Linked DNA regions of Homo sapiens: region 1 is linked to region 2. Evidence: read pairs that join two places in POLR2A ChIA-PET (ENCODE). Cell type or tissue: A673. All regions are shown on one strand. Region 1 overlaps DNAH3 (dynein axonemal heavy chain 3). Region 2 overlaps DNAH3 (dynein axonemal heavy chain 3).

What was found. Peaks named below come from ENCODE experiments on the same cell type or tissue, not always from the same donor. Only the 100,000 strongest peaks of a DNase experiment are listed, where the experiment ranks them.
Region 1: POLR2A ChIA-PET joins it to region 2 with 16 read pairs; 2 of 35 experiments call an interaction of 5 or more read pairs at or near these places.

What each region holds. Positions count from the first base shown.
Region 1 is chr16:20,981,666-20,984,165 of GRCh38, reverse strand. It overlaps DNAH3 (dynein axonemal heavy chain 3), which reads left to right. Exons shown (of 62, transcript NM_001347886.2): 49 at 1,280-1,445. Among named protein-coding and RNA genes, the nearest start is that of LYRM1, 82 kb to the right of the region's middle. In A673, no CTCF peak of the experiment used is centred here; no DNase peak of the experiment used is centred here.
Region 2 is chr16:21,103,103-21,105,602 of GRCh38, reverse strand. DNAH3 (dynein axonemal heavy chain 3) reads left to right here. Exons shown (of 62, transcript NM_001347886.2): 16 at 1,009-1,132. Among named protein-coding and RNA genes, the nearest start is that of DNAH3, 46 kb to the left of the region's middle. In A673, no CTCF peak of the experiment used is centred here; a DNase peak (open chromatin) is centred at 1,312; H3K27ac peaks cover 589 bases.

The DNA.
Region 1 (2,500 bases), 120 kb after region 2:
CACATTGGGATAAGGACCAAAATTACTAACCTGCGGTCTCATAATGCCATAAGGCCACCTGCCAGACTGTCCTCTGTATCCTCTCCACCTTCATCTTTTCAAACCATCGCCCTTTCTGTCTTTTTTTTTTTTTTTTCTGGATATAGGGTCTTGCTCTGTCACCCAGGCTGGAGTGCAGTGATGTGGTTCTAGCTCACTGCAGGCTCAACTTCCTGGGCTCAAGTGATCCTCTCACCTCAGCCTCCTGAGTACATGGGACTACAGGCACACACCACGATGCCCAGCTAATTTTTTCCATTTTTGTAGAGATAGGGGACGGGGATGTGGGGTTCACTTTGTTGCCCAGGTTGGTCTGAAACTCCTGGGCTCAAATGATCCTCCTGCCTTGGCCTCCCAAAGTGTTGGGATTACAGACGTGAGCCACTGTGCCAGGCCTCTGTTCTTTACCCACAGTGACCTTTCACTTCCACCTAGACATCATGCTCCCTTCCACCACACATAGTCTAAATAACAATGAATGGAATTTTAAGTGTGGAACCCAAAATTTGTTATTGGCCAGAGATGGGATCAGAAACAAGCAGATGACCTCACAGCAACTTCTATAAATAACAGTGTATGGCTCCCGTGTATCAGCACAAATACAGCAAGTCAATCAAAGGGCTCCAGCCACACTGGCTACGTGACCCGAAGGATGCGGAAGGAACAATAGTGTGTATGGGAGACCAGTTAGAAGGTAATAGACTCAGGCATGGTGGCTCACGCCTGTAATCCCAGCACTTTGGGAGGCTGAGGCGGGCAGATCACTTGAGGTCAGGAGTTTGAGACCAGCCTGGCCAAAATGGTGAAACCCCGTCTCTACTAAAAATACAAAAATTAGCTGGAAGTGGTGGTGGGTGCCTATAGTCCCAGCTACTCAGGAAGCTGAGGCAGGAGAATAGCTTGAACCCAGGAGGCGGAGGTTGCAGTGAGCCGAGATTGCGCCACTGCACTCCAGTCTGGGTGACAGAGCAAGAATCTGTCTTAATAAAAAATAAAAAATTAAAATTTTTTTTAAAAAGGGGCTATTGTAATGGGCTCCTCACAAAGTTAAGTGAAAATATCCCACTAATTAGCCCGCATTTCCCAGGCACTCATTATGGCCATTGACAGTCACATCCCTGGAGCGCCAGGAGGAAGCCTGCCCCCACTTACCCCACCAGAATCCTTGGGAATACCCGCCTGCCTCCTTGGGTCCACCTGCCTTGGAGGAAGGTAATTAACAAAATCTCCTTTTCATTAGCCATGAGTCCAATAGGGGATGCCTTCAGGAACCGCCTGCGGATGTTCCCTTCGCTGATCAATTGCTGTACGATTGATTGGTTCCAGTCCTGGCCCACAGATGCCCTAGAGTTGGTGGCTAACAAATTTCTAGAGGATGTGGAGCTTGATGACAACATTCGGGTAGAGTAAGTGTTGATTGCATTTTAGGACTCTAGATATTCCAAATTTGAAGTCCAGACGCTGGCTCTATTTTTGTTGTTGTTTTGAAGATTTCTCAATTTGTATATAGCAAATGTCTTATGCTTTTAAATTGAATCACAGTTAGTTAGATATTTAATAAAGCATCTTGTCTGTAAAAGAAGAAAATTTCATTGTTCAGAATTGTCCTGGAGATTTGTCCTAGCTATGAGAACCTGGAATAATGATATAGCTATTTCAGTAGTCCTAGAATATGCATTCTCAACAGGAAGAAGATTGCTGCTGAGACCACAAAACAATGTTTGTTTGTTTATTTGTTTTTGAGATGGAGTCTTGCTCTATCCCCCAGGCTGGAGTTCCTTGGTGCAATCTCAGCTCACAGCAACCTCTGCCTCCCAGATTCAAGTGATTCTCATGCCTCAGCCTCCCCCAAGCAGCTGGGATTACAGGCACCTGCCATCACGTCCAGCTAATTTTTATATTTTTACTAGATATGGGGTTTCGCCATGTTGGCCAGGGTGGTCTCGAACTCCTGACCTCACGTAATCTGCCCGCCTTGGCCTCCCAAAGTGCTGGGAATACAGGTGTGAGCTACTGCACCTGGCAAAAATTAGTTCCTATAAGGGTGAAAATTTACTCTTTTATGTATAAAGCACATATATATATGTGCTTTATTATATATATATACTTAATTATATATATTATATATTATATATGTGCTTTATATATATGCTTTATTATATATAATATATGTGCTTTATACACTTTATGTATGTATATATGCATACATATATAAAAAAAGCATTTTATTTGGCTAGAGTAAGGGAAGAGGTGAGAATATCAGTCATTCTGGATGTTCCATGAAGGCTAGAGATCAGTCAACCTTGTCTACCTCTGTTTCCTTAGTTTCTAGAAGGTGCTTGGCACACAGTAGGTTCAATCATTGTTTATTTTATTTATTTATTTATTTATCTATTTATTTTGAGATGGAGTCTCACTCTGTCGCCCAGGTTGGAGTGCAGTGGTGCGATCTCGGCTCACA
Region 2 (2,500 bases):
GTAGAGACAGAGTTTCTCCATGTTGGCCAGGCTAGTCTTGAACTCCTGGCCTCAAGTGATCTGCCTGCCTCGACCTCCCAATGTACTGGGATTATAGGCGTGAGCCACAGCCCCTGGCCGCCCATCTGTAATCTTCATCAATCCCACTTTTGAAGAGGCCGAGACACTTTTCTTCATGCTCCTGTGTATTGTAAAAGGAAAAAAATAGTCAGGGCTCCTTGAAAGTTTGTTGGGTCAAGTTAGAGTTTTAAAGTGAGAAGCAGATTCTGAAGGAAAAGTTAATAACCTCTCAACAAGCCATTTTCTATCTGAAAATACCTGTGAATTACTTGGTGTTCACAATGTATGGATGTCAGGGGGAGGTTGATGGGAGGGAGAGATGGGGACTGGGAGTGAAAAGTGGTTCCCTAACCATCCACCTGCATGTTCACGAGCTGTGCCCTCGACCCCTGGATACACCGTGGACTCTCACTGTGGGCTCTGCCTCCCGAAATTCACAAAGGAAACCCAGGGTGGACATTTTAATTCACCAGAGTCATAAAATGGGTAGGGCATTTGGCTTTGATACCATGACTGCCATTTAACCTAAAGGGAAACCGACATGCAGATGAAGTGAAATAGTTTGAACTGTGGAACGAGAGCATCAATCTGGGTTTCTGACTTGACTCAGACCTAGCCTAGGAAGGCAATCAAGCAGAGAGGTTAGAACACAGGCTTTGGAATTAGACCTGGATTTGAATTCCTCTCTGATGCCTTCTAGCAGTGTAACCTTGACCACTAGGCTCAATGGCTGTGTTTGCCATCTGTGCAAACAAGGATGATAATATCATCTACCTTCTAGCCTGGCCCTTAGTAAGTGCTCAACAAATGTCACTGTCACTCATCCATGTGTTCATTGCCACCCCCACACCACTCCTGTTGACCTCTTGTTCTGTCTAATTAATTCGCCACATGCTGACCCGACCTATGCTAAACAGTGTCCTGGAGCAGGCAGTATGTGTTTTGCAGATGAGGACATCAAATTGAACAGCACTCTGTTCCTCTGGCCAGACCAGATTGAAGATATCTTTGACAACAGCCGGAACTTGCTCCTTCACAAGAGGGATCAGGCAGAAATGGATCTGATTAAAAGGTACCGGGAGAGTCTGGGATTGTCTTGGAAATGAGACCTGACTTCTTCACCCATGCTGCAGGTTCCTGGTTCTGTCTAAGCCATCCCCCAGCTCACTCCATGGCAACGTGTGGGCGAAGTCTGAAAACAATTGGTGGAGAAGGCATTTCCTTTGGTTTCCCACTGAGGGATGTTTTCTTTAAGACTGCTTCACTGTAATAACCTCTGCTAATGTCTTCCCTTCCTGCCTTGAATAATTGGAATTTGGTGGTGCAGAGAGAAAAACGCAAAACTAGTGGCATGTTATAACGGCCTCCCCAATAATAATAGTGAAATTGTCAGCCTTACATTGGAGACCACAGATCTGTAAGATATCAAGATATCAAGATAATAAAGGCATGGCAGGGGGGCTGAGAAATTGCCTATTTTGCAGCTGGTCTTATTCAGAGCTAATGTGGCTGTAATCACTTATTCATTCATTATTTGTCAATTCAGTTGGTATTTATTGCGGATTTTCATGATGTGCTATGCTCTGTTCTAGACATCTATGTGTGTTTGGCTGCTAAATAAAGATTTTAATCCAGCGACATAGAAAATATAGACATACTGACAAATCCAATAATGTCAAGTGAAGTGGGCCAGTGCCATGGACATGGTTTTACACACACACACACCCACTCCAGGTTCACGTTTTGATTATGACCTGCAGATTCATATCAATTACCCTGTCCCCTTCACATAAGAAACTCCCACTCCCAACTTGAGCTGCCATAGTTCCTGCAAATACTTACAAGAAAGGACAAGAATAGATAAAAGCAGGGATTTCTACACCAAATGGGAGAGTTTTGGCTGAAGGGTCAACCCATGTAGTTGCTACCTGGAAAATGTGGCCTAAGTGTGCTCCCCAGGGAGTGCAAAACATTTGTGTGTGTGTGTTTGTGAGTGTGTGTGTATTTTCCTGCCTCCACCTGGATGGATACTGGCCCTGGAGCCCAGAACTTAGCCTGATGGAAGGAATTGATTTGTGTTTAAATTAATAGACTATGTTTTAGAGCAGTTTCAGATTCACAGCAAAATTGAGCAGAAAGTACAAAGAATTCCCATATACCTCCCAACTCCCCCACCCTGCCCCCCCCCACACACACACCCTCTACACCCTTTTCTATGGAACTGATTTTTTTTCCATAGGTTTTTGGGGGAACAGGTGGTATTTGGTTACATGAGTAAGTAGTGGTGATTTCTGAGATTTTGGTGCACCCATCACCTGAGCAGTACACACTGAACCCAATTTGTAGTCTTGTATCCCTCACCCCCCTCCTACCCTTTCCCTGGAGTCCCCAAAGTCCATTGTATCATTCTTATGCCTTTGCATCCTCATAGCTTAGCTCC